Regions from separate parts of the Homo sapiens genome. Here region 2 is linked to region 1. Evidence: chromatin loops called from intact Hi-C (ENCODE). Cell type or tissue: endothelial cell of umbilical vein. All regions are shown on one strand. Each heading gives the region's core, and the rest is flanking DNA. Links, peaks and the distances in the headings are about the cores only. Region 1 has its middle 63 kb from the start of FAM171A1. Region 2 overlaps ITGA8 (integrin subunit alpha 8).

Evidence for each region. Peaks named below come from ENCODE experiments on the same cell type or tissue, not always from the same donor. Only the 100,000 strongest peaks of a DNase experiment are listed, where the experiment ranks them.
Region 2: a loop joins it to region 1, with 3 times the contacts of the local background. A loop is called at or near these places in 2 of 110 quality-filtered maps.

The regions. Positions count from the first base shown.
Region 1 is chr10:15,429,306-15,438,395 of GRCh38, forward strand. No RefSeq gene overlaps it. Among named protein-coding and RNA genes, the nearest start is that of FAM171A1, 63 kb to the left of the region's middle. RefSeq lists an enhancer at 4,805-5,099. In endothelial cell of umbilical vein, for the core only: a CTCF peak has its summit at 4,941 (motif pointing right); a DNase peak (open chromatin) is centred at 4,956; H3K4me3 peaks cover 399 bases.
Region 2 is chr10:15,637,122-15,646,211 of GRCh38, forward strand. ITGA8 (integrin subunit alpha 8) reads right to left here. Exons shown (of 30, transcript NM_003638.3): 13 at 6,909-7,100. Among named protein-coding and RNA genes, the nearest start is that of ITGA8, 78 kb to the right of the region's middle. In endothelial cell of umbilical vein, for the core only: no CTCF peak of the experiment used is centred there; a DNase peak (open chromatin) is centred at 5,170.

The sequences.
Region 1 (9,090 bases), core at 1-8,000:
GCTTGCAGTGAGCCGAGATCCCGCCACTGCACTCCAGCCTGGGCGACAGAGCGAGACTCCGTCTCAAAAAAAAAAAAAAAAAAAAAAAAAAAATAACATTTATAGTCCTTGCAGACAGTTTATCATCACGTTGCCTCATTAAATGTAGTTTGCGTTATTTTTATTGTTGTTTTTGTTTGTTTGTTTTTGAGATAGGGTCTCCCTCTGTCACCCAGGCTGGAATGCAGTGGTGCAATGTTGACTAACTGCAATCTCCGCCTCCCGAGTTCAAGCGATTCTCCCACCTCAGCCTCCTGAGTAGCTGGGATTACAGGTGCCTGCTACCATGCCCACAGCCCGGCTATTTTTTGTATTTTTAGTAGAGATGGGGTTTCACCATATTGGCCAGGCTGGTGTCGAACTCCTGACCTCAGTTGATCCACCTGCCTCAGCCTCCCAAAGTGCTGGGATTACAGGTGTGAGCCACCGCCCCTGGCCTGTAGCTTGTTTTCTTTCTTTCTTTCTTTCTTTCTTTCTTTCTTTCTTTCTTTCTTTCTTTCTTTCTTTCTTTCTTTCTTTCTCTCTCTCTCTCTCTCTCTCTCTTTCTTTCTTTCTTTCTTTCTTTTCTTTCCTTTCTTTCTTTTCTTTCTTTCTTTTTGAGGCAGAGTCTCGCTCTGTTGCCCAGGCTGGAGTGCAGTGGCGCCATCTCGGCTCACTGCAAGCTCCGCCTCCCGGGTTGGCGCCATTCTCCAGCCTCAGCCTCCCGAGTAGCTGGGACTACAGGCACCTGCCACCACACCCGGCTAATTTTTTGTATTTTTATTAGAGACGGGGTTTCACTGTGTTAGCCAGGATGTTCTCGATCTCCTGACCTCGTGATCCACCCACCTTGGCCTCCCAAAGTGCTGGGATTACAGGCGTGAGCCACCGCACCCGGCCGCTTGTGTTATTTCTTATAGGAATCAATTATTTTAAAATATTAGAAGGCAATAGACTGGAAGCTTAAAAAGCCATTTGATGGTAATTCAGCCTCTTAGAGCTTCAGTCTTCTAAAACCCTGTAAGTCGGGGCCAGGCGCGGTGGCTCACGCCTGTACTTCCAACAATTTGGGAGGTCCAGGAAGGTGGATCACTTGAGGTCAGGAGTTTGAGATCAGCCTGGCCAACATGGTAAAACCCCTTCTCTGCTAAAAATACAAAAATTAGCCAGGGGTGGTGGTGCACACCTGTAATCCCAGCTACTCGAGAGGCTGAAGCAGGAGAATTGCTTGAACTCAGGAGGTGGAGTTTGCAGTGAGTCAAGATCGTGCCACTGCACTCCAGTCTGGCTGACACAGTGAGACTCTGTTTCAGTAAATACATAAGTAATAAATAAATAAGACTTAGAAGTGGAATGGCAGCATTACGCATTCACATATTCTACTTCAAAATGCCAAATAGCTCTTTGAAGTAGTGGCAACAACCTCTACTCCTACTCCTACCTGTGGTGTTTGAGAGCTCCAGGTGTTCATCATCCTCCCCAAACCCCTGCTTTTAAACACTTTGATATTGAAAATTTTGAATATATACAAAAATAGGGAGATTAATGAACCTTTAAGGTCCTGTCATTCGATTTTAATAGTTACTAATTCACAGCCAGTCTTGAATCATATATACCGATCACACTCCTGCAGGTTATTTGAAGCAAATTTCAGTTCCAGGATAACACTCTGAAAGATAAGAACTCTTCATTTTTTATTTTTATTTTTTGAGACAAGGTTTCACTCTGTCACCCAGGCTGCTGTGCAGTGGTGTGATCACACCTCACTGCAACCTCAACCTCTCAGGCTCCAGCGATCCTCCCACTTCAGCCTCCTGAGTAGTTGGGGCTATAGGCACGTGCCACCATACCCAGCTAATTTTTAAAATTTTTGTAGAGATAGGGTCTCACTACGTTGCTCAGGTTGGTCTGAAACTCCTGAGCTCAAATGATCCTCCCTCACCCTCCCAAAAGTGGTGGGATTATAGGCATGAGCTACTGCACCCAGCGAGGACTCCTTATTTTAAACATAACCAAAACACCATGATTACACTGAAAAAATAATCATCAATCTTTCCTTGTTGAAATAAAATAACCAGCCACGGTTCAAATTTCACAACTGTCTCATAACATTTTATGGTTGGCTTGACTCACATCCAAAATAAGATCCATAAATCACAATTGTTGATATGTTTCTTCAATATATTTCAATTGGTGGGTTCCCTCCCCATCTCTCTTTTTTTTTGGTTGGTATTTATTTATTGAAAAATAAAAACAGGATTGTTTGTTCTATAGAGCGGAGGTCCCAAACCCCAGGCCACAGACTGGTACTAGTCCATGGCCTGTTAAGAACTGGGCTGGCACAGCAGGAGGTGAGTGGCGGGGGAGTGAGCAAAGCCTCCTCTGTATTTACAGCTGCTCCCCATTGCTCACATTACTGCCTGAACTCTGCCTCCTGTCAGATCAGTGTGGCATTAGATCTAATAGGAGCGGGAACCCTGTTGTCAACTGTGTGTGTGATGCATCTACGTTGCGTGCTCCTTATGAGAATCTAATGCTTGATGATCTGTCACTGTCTCCCGTCACCCCAAAATGGGACCATCTAGTTGTAGGAAAACAAGCTCAGGGCTCCCATTGATTCTACATTATGGTGAGTTTTATAATTATTTCACCATCACCTGAGGTCAGGAGTTCAAGACCAGCCTGGCCAATATAGTGAAACCCCATCTCTACTAAAAATACAAAAATTAGCCTGGCGTTCTGGTGCGGGCCTGTAATCCCAGCTACTCGGGAGGCTGAGGCAGGAGAATTGCTTGAACCAGAAGGCGGAGGTTGCAGTGAACCGAGATGACACCACTGCCCTCCAGCCTGGGCGACAGAGCGAGACTCCGTCTCAAAAAAAGAAAAAAAAAATTATTATACATTACAGTGTAATAATAGAAATAAAGGGCACAATAAATGTAATGCACTTGACTCGTCCCAAAACCATTCCTCCCAGCCCCGCTCCAACCGCCCACCGGTCTGTGGAAAAATTATCTTCCATGAAACTGGTCTCTGGTGCCAAAAAGGTTGGGGACCGCTGCTGCAGAGGTTCTCACAGCATGGATCTTAGTGAGTACATGGTGTGGAACATGCTCCTCTCTCTCTGTGTGTTCTGAAAACTGGTGTCAGAGTTCGATCAGATTTATGTTCAGTTTTTTTTTGATCCCATAGTTTGCAAAGTGCTCTTGTACCTCCTTTCAGAACGTGTTTCCAGGCAAGGAATTTGGAATTCCCTGCAAGGACAAAGGTCATGTTTTCAAACAATGAGAGGCAACATTCCCAGTTATACATATACATGTTCTAGGTAATTTTTCACTTCTTTCTTTTCCTACATTTGATGACAATCTTGGGAAGTGGGGGGAGTTGTCAGATTGAAACATTTACAGCATCAAAATAATAATTTCTAAGCCAAAGCCAACTTCCCGTGCACTCTGGATCCTGCTCCTTCTCCAATGGTAATCTAATTTTACCTTTGATTCCATCCAGTATATACGGGATTGGAGTCCAGGAAACTGAAAAATTATCTTTTGTATTATCTTTTATCGTTCTCTTTAATTAATAAAAAATAAACCAGACATCCTTCCAAGTTTCCAGGCTATTTGGCTGGGTTAAGAGAAGGCAGAATAAATACAGTGAAAGCTAGTTGCTCAAAAAAACAAGAAACAAAACTCAAACCCAGAAAGAAGTTATATAGTATTTTCTCACTCCATTCTTGGTTAAAATTCAGTCTCAGCGAACAATTTGTTACAAAAAAAATTGAAGTCTGTAATATTGTTGAAGTTTATCTCATTTTTTTCTTTAAATTTATCTATCTCCCTTTTTTCTTTAAATTTCTCCCTTAAATTCTGGATTGAGAATTGACAATTGATTTGAGAAATGGAAGAAACATAAAGGAGAAAAGGGAGCCTTCTGGTTTAATGTGACGTAAAGTTCATAAAGCTGGAATGAAACTGTGCTTTTCATGCTTGGTTTAGGTGCCTAAGACATTTCAAATGATGGCTACAAATATACATAGAATAGGGGGAAATTTCTCTATTCTTTCCTAAGCCTTGGGTTGGTTTCTGGGGAATATTAACACACACAGACTACAGACTCCCTTTACAAAGCTGGGCATTTTCACACATGCAAATACAGTTTTGGGGGCTGGTGAGCATTATTTGAGTGGTTGCTTGGTATCGTTTTTTAAAAAAATAATCATTTTCAATTATCTTTATTTATCTGTTTTAATTTTTTAGAGACAGGGCCTTCCTCTGTCTCCCAGGCCAGAGTCCAGTGGTGCAATCATAGTTCACCACAGCCTCCAACTCCTGGACTCAAGTGATCCTCCTGCCTCAGCCTCCCGAGTAGCTGGGAATACAGGCATGCACCAAGCCAGGCTCTTCTTGTTTAAATTCAGTTCAGTGAAATATTTTTAAAAAACAGAATCTAAATATTTAATAGCAAATAATGGGATAACATTTATTAAAATTGTTTTTAACTTTGAGACCAATAAGCATATACACAAACATATAAAGAAAGTATTTTGCAGGATGGATGGCAATATTAACTTTCTTTATGACTCATTGTTGAGCTTTCCAAAGTTATGTTAGCTAAATTATTGAAGGGTTTCATTGATAGAAATTATGAAACCATCCTTGAATACAGACAGTTCACTAGCAGGCAAGCAATCTATATTTCACACAGCTGGAAGATGTGAGGAGATAAGGAGTAAAGGCTGTGGTGTGTTTATCACCGCTGATCAGCACACAGACTTCAGATATAAGAATGTGTTAAAACAATTTTTCCCCCAGGTTTTTCAATTATATGCTTTAAGACTGACATTATCAGCGGGATCACCTTTTAGAATGGAGATGAGCAACTTAACACATACAATACTATTAATAATTCTTCAGTTTTGTCCGTCAGCCACCAGAGGGCAGTATTTTCTCTCTTTCTCTTTCTCCCTCTCCCTCCCCCGTCTTTCTTTCTCTCCGTCTCTCTTCTTTTTCTCTCCATTTCCTTCCTTCCCCCCCTTCTCTTTCTCTCTCTCTCTCTCTCTTCTCTCTCTCCATTTCCCTCCTTTCTTCCCTCCCTCTCTGCGTCTCTTTCTCTTCTTTCTCTTCCTCCATTTCCCTTTCTATCGCGCACGCTTTCTCTCTCTACCTATTTCTCCCTCTTTCCCTGTCTCTCTCCCCCATCCTTCTCTCCTCCATACATCGCTTTCACTCCTCATCTCTCTCTCTCTCTCTGTCTCTCTCTCTCTCACACACACACACACACACACACACACACACACACACACACTGCATACTTCATGGAGATAACTTATCCCATGGGGGACTGACCTAGTTCTGCCTGCTCCCAGCGCCCCTCCCTCACTTTCTTGCACCATGTGCTCTGGTCCGGGCTGTCCTCAGAGCATTCACTCTGGTCTCCTGGATTCTAATCTTCCAGGGTGCTGCCAGGAGTGGTATTTTGACCACATATCTTTCCTGTTTAAGATCCTTCAAGGACAGCGTCTCTCTGGGATTCAGGGACATTTGGACACGTCTCTGTCTTAGCCACTTACCCCATGGAACTGTCATGATTGATTTATGTGCCCATCTTCCACACTGGCATAGGAACTCCTCTAGGATGGAGACCTGGCAGCAGATATTGTTTTTGGTAGCCTCAATTCCTAGCAGGATGCCAGACACATAGCACGCTGTGGCCTCAGTGATTAACCAGTCATAGCTGAGGAACTCTATATACTGACACTGTTGCATTTTGTCAAATATGTATGCGTTGACTCGCCCTCTCTGCCAGCCTCCGATTCACACCAGAGGAAGCTAAGGAGGGGTTTGAATCCTTGCATCAACCGGGGCTTCCCCTTGTTATATCCATTTAAAGAGGGCTCGAGGGTTAACCATTGCTTTAAACATACATTTATAGATTTTAAAAATTAGGCCAAATGTGGTGGTTCACACCTGTGATGCCAGCACCTTGGGAGGCCAAGGTGAGAGGATCACTTGATGCCAGGAGTTTGAGACCAGCCTGAGCAAAATAGTGAGACCCCCATCTCTAATAAAAACTTAAAAATTAGCTGAGCATGGTGGTGCATACCTGTAGTCCCAGCTACTCAGGAGGCTGAAGTGGGAGGATCACTTGAGCTCAGGAGATCAAGGCTGCAGTGAGCTAAGATCTTGCCACTGCATCCCAGCCTGAGCAACAGAGCAAGACTTTGTCTTTAAAAAAAAGAATAAAAAATAAAAATATATAATTAATAAAATATAAACATAAATAAAAATGGACCACCTTAGCAGAGATTAGTTGACAGCTGAGAGCAGGAAGGAGATCTGGGCTAGAGACTGGGAAGGTTGGGGTGTGCCTGGGAGAGGCTGGGGCTGGGGGCAGGAGGACAAAGTATCCCAAACAAGGTTTCCAGCGAAATCTTTAACGTTCACCAACAAGGCAGTGCTGGACTTGGTTTCACCACTAGCAGCCTCTCCTTCTCCATTTTTGTAACATGTGCTCTGTTTTACTTTGAGCAAGAAAATTAAGATATATGGTTTGGCTTTAAAAGGCATAGTTCTGGGGCTGGGCATGGTGGCTCACACCTGTAATCCCAGCACTTTGGGAGGCCAAGGCGGGTGGATCACGAGGTCAGAAGTTCGAGACCAGCCTGACCAACACGGTGAAACTCCATCTCTACAAAAATACAAAAATTAGCGGGGCATGATGGCACCCAGCTACTCAGGAGGCTGAGGCGGGAGAATCGCTTGAACCTGGGAGGTGGAGGTTGCAGTGAGCAGAGATCATGCCATTGCACTCCAACCTGGGCGGCCAAGCGAGACTCCGTCTCAAACACACACACACACACACACACACACACACAAAAAAAAAAAAAAAAAAAAAAAAAAAAAAACAAAACCAAAAGGCATAGTTCTTTTTTACCTGGCAACACACGCACATGGTAAACAGAAGTCCAAACAGTACAAAGGGGGTAGAATAAAAGTTGTTTTAAAAATGGCAAGCGAGGCTGGGTGCAGTGGCACGCCTATAATCCCAGCACTTTGGGAGGCCGAGGTAGGTGGATCACCTGAGGTCAGGAGTTCGAGACCAGTCTGGCCAACATGGCGAAACCTTGTCTCTACTAAAAATACAAAAATTATCTCGGCGTTGTGGCACACACGTGTACGCACAGCTGCTTGGGAGGATCACTTAAACCCAGGGGGTGGAGGTTGCAGTGAGCCGAGATCTCACCACTGCACTCCAGCCTGGGCAACAGAGTAAGACTCCATCTCAAATTAAAAAATAAAAAGGGCAGGCAAAATATCTCTTGCTTTAATTTGTCTATTTCATCTTGCTTAGTTTTTCTTTTTCTTTATTTTAAATGCCTTCCCAAAGCTTGAAACAATTTTGTTTCCAAAAGATTGGTCTACAGCCATAAGAGTTTCTAAAACATTACTGATGAGCGTTTTAAGGATGTCTTATCTAAAATGTGGTTATGCAGTCATTTGTATTTATACATCTCCTTCTCAAGTCTGGGTAAACAAAACTCATCAGAGCACTTACCAAAGTCAGTGGAGAGCAGCTGGTATAGGGTGCGCGTCAGGAATGAGTAAGGCAGGTGAATCAGATGTCTACCATTCGCACCAATTGCTGCAAAATCAAAGACAGATCAAAGCCCTCAGAATGGTTGGTCCGAGCTTGCAAACTTTTCCTTTTCACATCTTGCTGGCAAGTGCTATTCAGGGTGAAAAAGATCTGGGAGAGAACAAAAATGATTATTCTGTTTTGTCTAGATGTGGAAATTCTGCCCTAGACTCCTTTGAGTTTAGAAGAAAAGGTGAAAGTTATTGCTAGATCTAAATAAGTCCCAGTTGGGAAAGATCTCAAGACAAAAAATTTTCATGGCATGTTGATACTTCAAAGATGTAATGTGAGGAGGCTTTTATATTTTGGATTTGAATGAGTATGGTCTCTTCATATTTACTCCATTTTAAGGATATACATTCTTAAAGGGTGTTGACAATGTAAACATTTCTTAATGTGGTCTCAATTGCATTATTTAAAAAGCTGTTGAAATGGAAAAAGGAGTCCAGACTGGAGACACGTCGAAGATCTAGAGAAAAATCCAGTGTTCAAAGGCGTGTGATAAAATGAATGGGAAGGAAATATTTGGAGACAAAAACCAAAGAACCTAACGGAGAAGAGGATTTTTATGGCCATCTGAAGCTCCTACAGCATGTTAATCTGAACAGTTATGGTCCAAGATGAAAGTGTTTAGTACACTGTTCAGTAAATATTATTGTTGGTGATGAAAAGTTTATTATGGAGAAAAAGGGAATTTTGTGGATGAAGACAAAGAAAATTGTGAGGCAACATGTCCAGAGATCTTGAAGGGCTGCGAAAAATTTTTGAAATGTAGATAAAGAGTAAACTATTTTCTCCAAGTATACAATAAGAATTTGGAGTGATATAAAATAATTTATATTATATAATTTATATAATTATATGTAATATATAATTTATATAATTATATGTAATATATAATTATAATTATATAATGACAAACAATTTAGTTAACTTTTGCCTAAAACATTCCAAACAGAAATAACAATTTATACTAATTAAAAATTTACTGACATAAACTGTTCAGTGATTCACATAAACCTGGTAAAGATATGTGTTATTAATAATTATTCAGGCTGGATATGGTTGCTCACGCCTGTAATCCCAGCACTTTGGGAGGCCGAGGCAGGAGGATCAGGAGGTCAAGAGATCGAGACCATCTTGGCCAACATGGTAAAACCCCGTCTCTACTAAAAATGCAAAAATTGGCTGGGCGTGGTGGTGCGTGCCTGTCATCCCAGCTACTCGGGAGGCTGAGGCAGGAGAATCACTTGACCTCAGGAAGCAGAGGTTGCAGTGAGCCGAGATGATGCCACTGCACTCCAGCCTGGAAACAGAGTGAGACTCCATCCAAAAAAAGAAAAATAATAATAATAATAATTATTATCATTCAGACTTGGGCTGAGGTGGGAGGATCACTTGAGCCCAGGAGTTTGAGACCTGCCTGGGCAACACAGA
Region 2 (9,090 bases), core at 664-8,663, 210 kb after region 1:
GCGATAGAGTGAGACTCTGTCTCTAAATCAGATTTTAAACAGAGGCTGTCCCTCTCCAGCATCCTAGAATGCAGTTTTTCAAAATCTTATGTGGCTCCACATGACTGTCAGGTGAAGTAGCTCATATTCTGTTCATGATCAGCAAATTGGTTTCCTTTTCTATTCTGAGCCATTTGACAGCATTTTGTAAAAATCCTCTCCCGCCCTAGAAAGTGCAGGCACACACAACCCAGTGAAGTAGGTATTATCAGCCCCATCATACCAGATAAAGAAATAAAAGCTGAAAGTAAATCACTGTTCAATTGTTACATTAATAGTATTCAATGGGAATCTGAACTCAGGTAATCCGATTTTCCTTCCCCTGTTCTCACAGACTCTTTAAATTTTTTTTTTTTTTTTTTGTTTTTGAGACAGGGTCTCACTCCTGTTGTCCAGGCTGGAGTGCAGTGGTGAGATCTTAGCTCACTATAGCCTAGACTTCCCAGGCTCAGATGATTCTCCCACTTCAGACTCCCAAGTAGCTGGAACTGCAGGCATACTGCAGCATGCCTGGCCAATTTTTTGTATTTTTAGTAGAGAAAGAGGTTTGCACATTTCCTAGGTTGGTTTCAAACTCCTGCCCTGGCCTGCCAAAGTATTGGGATTACAGGCATGAGCTACCGTGCCCATCGGCTAACTTTAAAAGTTTTTTTTTTTTTAAATTGGCTTGATGTTTTCCAAAAAGAAGTGAGGTGTCATCCAATCCTACCCTATAAACTCTGTGTACATACATATATAGTACATATAAAAAATACATACATAGATGTTTGAGTATATATATCTGTGAATGAGAGAGATTCCACGATAATATTCTACAATAAGCACTGTATTTACCTTCTATGCAGTGGCTGGCATGCTTTGGGCTCTTAATTATTAGCACTAATAATTAGTATAATTGAAAAAACATTACCAACATAACAGACTCTATGCCTGCACTTTGCTAACATTCCTTCCTCCAAAGACTAAAAAACTAGTCCTGATTATATACAAAACATCTGTAGCATGCAGAACAGATCGTTTGACAATGAATAAATATAAACCAAACCACCTCTTATATGTCTGTGTTTTCGGTTATTTGAGGTGCCGTGTTAATTTATTTTGAGTCAGTTTGGAAGATGAAACAGCTATAATGCACAAAAAGTACACATAAAACATCACAATCAGCCCTCCTCTGTCTGTGAAAGGCAGCCAGGTTGTGTTAAGAATACGTAAGAGTGTTTGCTACTATCTATGATTGGGGCAATGTGTATGCCCTGCCATTATTAAAGGTAGATTTCTTAATAGGCTGCACAGAAAAGGGTTTACATCAGACAGTGAAAACCAGGGGAAGCCAACACTGCCCACTCTTTTAGACAGAGCTGCTAAGCATTTTGTCACCTGAAATGAGGAGAAAGCGTTTATCTCAAGAATGGGAAAACCAACCCCATCATAACCCCATCAGAAAGCATTGCTGTTGATAAGTGTGGCTTCTCAGGGGTGTTCCATTCCCTAATCATGCCAAGTAGTTTGACTTGTTTCCATTTAGCATTTTAAATGTTTGTTTTTGCATTTGTTTTCTCATAAATTCTGCAGGTAACCAGGTAAAGTGACAAATTTTGGAATTTTGTTTCTGATCTACTTAGAATGGAGAATTTGAAACAGGGCAGCTGAACGCCTGTATGTCTGTGAGTAAATTTTAAAAGGATCCTGGGCACAGTGGCTCATGTCTGTAATCCCAACTTCTTGGGAGCCTGAGGCGGGAGGATCGCTTGAGGCCAGGAGTTTGAAACCAGCCTGGGCAACATAGTGAGACCCTGTCTCTACAAAAAAAATCAAAAAATTAGCCAGGTATGGTGGCCTGCTCCTGTGGTCCCAGCCACTTAGGAGGCTGAGGTAAGAGGATCGCTAGAGCCCAGGAGTTTGAGGCTGCAGTGAGCTATGATTTGTGCCACTGCACTCCAGCCTGGGTGACAGCACAAGTTCCTATCTCTTAAAAAAAAAAAAAAGTTGCCCCTGCCCCTTCCTGAGTGGGATGTGCCCAAGCATCACCATGGCAGGAACCACACAGAGGCAATGTTGGAGAGAACAGCGGCTGGTGGGTTTGACACCCTTGTAAAGAATAAATGAAATGCTAGGGCTTAGCAAACCAGTTCTTGGCAAAAGAGAAAAGGCGCATCTGACTCCTGTAGACCTGGAAGTGAGCCGCCAAGAATCTAGGGTGGTTTTGCTCAAAGTGGGGTGCTGCGTAAAGGCACAGATCTCTCATCCCCATCTCAGAGTCAGTCATCACAGTATCTGAAGGGGTGCTGTGCATTCAGCTTTATTAACAAGCCCTACAGATAACATGCATGCACACTGAGTCTCAGAGCCTCAGTGGAAAAGCTCAGCACTCTACAGCTCATTGCATGGTGTGGTGTGAAGGCCAGCAGTAAGGGCCGCACCTTAAGTGAGGAATCTCACCCCACCCGCTTGATCTCTGCATCAGGATCTGCAATTGATAAACACACCCAGGTGATCTGTTTGCACAGTCAGCAGGGAAACACTGCTCTAGAGGACTCATTCCCAAAGTACTGCACACCAGAATCACCAGGGTCACTTAAACATGTCACTATAGTCTGTGCTCCAGCCCAGAGTGGCTAATTTAATTGGTTTGGAGGGTGGCCTGAACATTCGGATTTTTTAAAGCTTTCCACGTGATTTTAATATGCAACCAAGGTTGCGAACCCCTGTTTATAAAGGATGATGAGATAGATTTCAGAGGGAGGAAGTCAATTTGTTGAATAGATTGTGAAGCTCAGAAGGCACAGTAATCTGTGTTGTGCAAACCCTTATCAACTCCATTGGGGATGGCAGCATGTTCAAGAGGCTGAAAAACAGCCAGCAAGTGAGACATGAGGTTTCATTGAGGACCTACGTACAGGGCAGAGAGTCCGGGGGTAGAGGGCTGGGCAAGAGAACTGCAACCGCTTGCAAAAGGCATGCAGTTTATAAAGCATCTTCACTTAGTACTCTCCCACTGACAACCTCCACCTGGCAACCTTCATTTAATCCAAAAACAAAGGGCCTCAATCCCCTCTACGGCCCGTGTTCCACGGGACCGACCTGGGTGTCAGGTCTTCCTCATAGACAAGGAATGGATCTCTGGGCTGGCCACTCCCAGATTCCGTAGCTCAGATTTCCCAGCCACATTGGGGTGTGTGTGCCACCCAGGGTCATTTTGGGGTATGCTGATGTTATCGCTCTCAGGTGTATTTACTTCATAATTTGAAAGGCAAAGTGCTTTTGATTTGAAAAAGCAGGACCCCAGAGTGAAAGAAATTGTTTATCTTTTTAAGTTCCAAAAAGCACTGGTTTGGAAAAATCACAAAACAAGTCATGGAGGCCTAGAACGTAGCATTTACTGACTGAACTATAGGGTTTAGAAAGCATGCCATCCAACTACCTTTAGGGGAAAGAGGGCTTTTGTTACTTCCCAGGCAAAACATCACAAGACTGCAGCTCAATCAGGGGCTGGAGCAATGAGATGCCTGGGTGGAAACTGGCAACAGCTAAGGAAAATCTAGGTAGATAAGCCTGAGGGCAATCACAGAAACCTGAATACCCAGCCTGTGCGTGTCTGAGTCCTAACAGTGGCTCAGAAGCATTTGCTAAAAGGGGACTGAAAGAGGCTAACAGAGGACGAAGAGGGCCCAGGACACAGGGAAATTTTGAGCAGAGGTCACTACACAGACAATGGAACGAGCCACAGAAGCTTGAGCAATGCCCCAAAGGCCACAAGGGACTGAGCTACCCTTTAGTCTGAAGCCAATAATAGCAGATGATGGGTGTGAGCCAGATATCTCTTCCCAGTCGCTGGACAACAGGTAAACCCCTTTCTATTTCATTCCTTGGGAGGGTAGCTACACAGGGTGGAGAAAAAGAGTCTTTTTTCTGAGATGGAGTCTCGCCCTGTTGCCCAGGCTGGAGTGCAGTGGCGCGATATCGGCTCACTGCAACCTCTGCCTCCTGGGTTCAAGCAGTTCTCCTGCCTCAGCTGCCTGCGTAGCTGGGACTACAGGTGCATGCTACCACGGCTGGCTGAGGGGTCTTGAATCTGAATAAATACTTACCTAAATAAGACTAAATCTAAACATAGAAGTGATTGCAAGATCATCATTTTCTACCATGGTGGAAATGGAGGCTTTGAAAGCTAAATGGAATTCATTTCTAGAAAAATGAAGAAAGTTACATGTCTGATTCCTGAATTTGGCCTGCAGCTTTCAATCAACTGTAATAAGAGAATCTAGTCGCCTGCCTCTAAGGCAGTTTCTTCTCTGTAGGTCCTGGGATCTTGCTATGAAGTTAAAAAGGCTTCTTTGAATGGCATTCTTTTTGCTAGAGGATGAGGATCAGGGAAAAATGTTATAGAATCATGAATCACAAGATATCCATATTCCTATTTGAGAGACAGAATTGGCGCCAGAACCCAGGTCTACCAAGATGCATGGATGAACTCTGAAAGCCTCAAGACTCTTGAGGGATAAATTCAACCAAGCAGCATTGACGGGCCTGCCTTAGTAAAGAACATTTACTTCAGAGACAAGACGCACAGCACTGACATGTCTGATTATTATAATTTGCATCAGACTCAGCAAAGTTGTTGACTAGCACATGGCCTCAAGTGAATATTTCTGATTAAGGGAAGAAAAAGACATAATTAAGAGGTAATCGGCTGATGTGGTGGCTCACACCTGTAATCCCACCACTTTGGGAGGCTGAGGTGGGCAGATCACGAGGTCAAGAGATTGAGACCATCTTGGCCAACATGGTAAAACCCCATCTCTACTAAAACTACAAAAATGAGCTGAGTGTGGTGGCACACGCCTGTAGTCCCAGCTACTTGGGAGGCTGAGGCAGGAGGACCGCTTGAACCCAGGAGGTGGAAGTTGCAGTGGGCTGAGATCGTGCCACTGCACTCCAGCCTGAGGGCAGAGTAAGACTCCGTCTCAGAAAAAAAAAGGAAAAGAAAAAAAGAGGTAATCAATTACTAACATTGCACAGACTTTAGCTTCCTTTTCCCTTCCTGCTGCTTTTAAATTTTTTCTCCCTGAAGGGAGTATTCCTGGGGAGAAAAGTTGACTCATGCCTCTGTCCTTCCTGGCTCTCATTTGGGACGTGTTTAGCCTTGGAAGGAAGTCAAAGGACTGGCTATGTGATGGATACATCCTCTATTTCCTTTGCCTCATCAAAGGCACAGCCTTTCTGTCAATTTTCCTGGTACTAAGGGTGGGAAGGAGACCTATGACTACCATAATAAATAGCAGTAACTTTCTAATTGTTTACCTAAAATGCAACCCAGGAGTTGAATTTCATTAATCACCCTGACATTTTTGGGGTAGGAATTACATAAGGGACCTAGATTTTTGAATTATTTTAAATTTGGATATATTATGTATACAAACCTCTCCCCAGTAATAACAACTAACCACCATTGATTAGCATAATGTAACCTAAGAAAATAAATTTAACTAGATGTTCTTGAAATTGCCACAGGTAGGAAGCATTAGTATACGATATAATACCAAATCCACTTTGAGCCCACTATGACGTCTCCATTAGTGTCATAAAAGGTTTATGGCAAATTTATAAGAATATGTTGCGGTATCCTTTTTGTCTAATCCCAGAGGAGAGAAGAAAGCCAAAGGCCTGAAATTAATGATGTATATTTAGGCAGTCAGCTTACTGGATGCTGCCCCAAACCAAAAAATAGCTCTACATATGGAAAATTCCCAATCAGGGGAGGGGCTAGTGGAAAGAGACAAGGTTTTTATAAGTAGTTGAAACTGTCATTTAACTATTAATGACTTCTAAGTATTTATTGAAACCATCTTAAACATAAAAGTGAAAATCAAACCCTAAAACCAAGAAGTCTGATGTTCTCTGCTAAAAAACCTGGACAGTGAAATAATCTTTTAAGACAAATCAATGTCTTCATATAGCATGCACAATACATAAATTACCTGTGCCTCATGGCTTTCCATGTGCCTTCAATGTGAATTAGGTAAATCAAGAATAGTTATGGTTCCTATCATGAACCAGTTCTTTTTTTCTCCACTTTAAAATGTTCAGTCTATCTTTGGAAAACCACAAAATATGGCTGGAAGAGATACATATATTTTTTGAGACAGTCTCACTCTGTCGCCCAGGTTAGAGCTCAGTGGCTCGATCTTGGCTCAGTGCAGCCTCCGCCTCCCGGGTTCAGGTGATTCTTGTGCCTCAGCCTCTAGAGTAACTGGGACTACAGGCATGCATCACCATGCCCAGCTAATTTTTGTATTATTAGTAGAGACGGGGTTTTACCATGTTGGCCAGGCTGGTCTCGAACTCCTGACCTCAACTGATCCACCCACCTCGGCCTCCTAAATACTGATGAGATTACAGGCATGAGCCACCATGATGGGCCAAGCTGGAAAATATTTATGCTTTAAAAACATGAGCTTCATGACAGACACGTTGAGGTTCATGCTATAATAGGAGCTATGAGCTCAAAAGGGTTAAAATAATTTGCGCCAGAAAGGATGCAAGCTGTCTATGTCAGTGCAAGCCGCGGTATTGAGGAGTTTCAAATGAAAACTTGGGTTGTGAAGTTGACAAGTTTTATGTACAATGCAGATTGTTAAGCCATTCTGCCTTTCTATCATTGTCTCTTGACAGGAGAAGGAAGCGTGTGTTTGTCTTTCTTCAAGTTCTCATGAAAGTCGCTCTGGAATCGTACATTAAAAAAGCCTGTGGCATGCTTAAGCTTCAGCCTCATCTGTAGAAGAAAACTGCCTTTGCATGATGCATTTTTCAGAAAATGGACTCTATTTCAGGACGTAGACTCTCACGTGGGAAAAGAAAGAAAACCTTACCTGGGTAATCATTCTTGTCTATGTCTGAATCTCCTCTTAAAGTAAAGCCAAATCCGGAAGGGACAGCATGTGAGGCCCACACTCCTTGCAGAACTTGGGAAGGCTTGGTGTTTAAGCCATCTTTGTTCCCATTATAAATGAGCACTTTGCCTCTTTGATCCTTGCCTGCAAAAGGCACTCCGATGGCAATGTCTAAAAACAGACATAAAACATGTTTTATGTGTATATGTATTTAATTCTTCATTTGTTCATTTTAGAGACAGGACCTTACTCTGTCACCCAAGCTGGAGTGCAGTGGTGGGATCATGGCTCACCGCAGCCCCACACTCCCGGACTCAAGTGATCCTCCTGCCTCAACTTCTCTAGGAGCTGGGACTACAGGTGCATACCACCATGTCAGGCTAATATATATATATATATATATATATATATATATATATATATATATATATATATATATATAGAATTTTTTTTTTTTTTTGAGCAATGGGTCCTTGCTTTGTTGCCCAGGATGGTCTGGAATTCCTGGCCTCAAGTGATCACCCCACCTCAGCCTCCCACACTGTTGGGATTAAAGGCATGAGCCACTGTGCTTGGCCATAGAGACGTTTCTTTTTTAAGTACAGAAGAATGGTTCAGAAATAGTTTAGTATACTCAAAAAGCAGTATCGAAACTCTAAAGGGCTTATAATGTTTTCCATGAAAATTCTGTAGTACTGCTGCAATGACAAATTATTTGTTGCCTTTTATCCATCCAACAAATATTTATTAAGAGCCTCCAGGGCCTGGCGCGGTGGCTCACACCTGTAATCCCAGCACTTTGGGAGGCCGAGGCGGGCGGATCATGAGGTCAGGAGATCGAGACCATCCTGGCTAACACAGTAAAACCCCATCTCTACTAAAAATACAAAAAATTAGCCTGGCGTAGTGGCGGGCGCCTGTAATCCCAGCTACTCGGGAGGCTGAGGCAGAGAATTGCTTGAACCTGGGAGGTGGAGGTTGTGGTGAGCAGTGAGTTGAGATCGTGCCACTGCACTCTAGCCTGGGTGACAGACTCTGTCTCAAAAAAAAAAAAAAAAAAAAAAAAAGATGATCTAAAAACTCAGATTTTTGTAGAAAATAAAGATATTGTCTTGTGTCAGGCGAAAAGGAACACTTTCGACACTTTCTTAACTTTCTCTAAGTCACTGCCTTGACTCCCATCCCCTTGTTTACTCTCAGTGAATTTCACATGATTTTACCTACTTTGTATACTCAAGGACACCAAAGCTCAGAGAAGCTAGGACCTCCCTTTATGTCATTTAGAATGCTTCTTTTATCTTTTAAAAATACTATTAAAGGTTTGAGAGAAAAGACAAATAGAAGAAAATATGATTTTAAACGACAGCTCCATAGATAATTTAGCACTATTTATTTTACTTGAGTGATCAGGAATAGAGCAGCTTTACAGAGTAGCAAGTCACTTAAAGGTAAGCTTGTCTTTTAAAAAATTTCCCTGGAACCATAAGCTTTTTACATGTACTTTGTTTTATGATACTTTAAAATTTACTAACCATATGTTGCTGAGAACTTTTTTTCAAAGAATGTGTAAGAGAACAGAAACATTGGCCAAATATACTAATGAATACTAATCTGATGTGAATACTTCCAAGGCTACTTTGTTACAGCAAGTTCCTGTTACTTCCTTGAGTTCAATCAAGAAATTCACTATGCTCGGTTCTTAACTAAAGAACCTGAAGTGCATTTAAGAAAATGCATACATTTTCAGGTCCTGAAAATGTATGCAAACTTTTGTGTGAAGGTGTGTGTTTTTCTGAGGAGAGGGTACTTGGAGGGGTTTCATAAATTCTAACCTAAAGAACTACAAGCCTAACCTACGAGTTTAACACTACTTTGTTGCAAATATTGAAACTAAGGTGAAGCCTACGTGCCAATTAAAATTCAGTATAACCTGTACATAACCCATGTAGGCTGATCAGAAGTCAGGATACTTGCTAATATATCAACATGTATTTATTTGTCTTGACATATAGAAGGTTTCCTAGTTACCTTTAAGTCACCAAATCCAAACATCAATTTTAAAAATAATTCCTGCCTCTACTGAGAGCTATTACAGGATAGCCAACATCAAATGTGAGAAAATTGCTTGGACGTCAGAGCAATGACGATTTTTGTATTAACT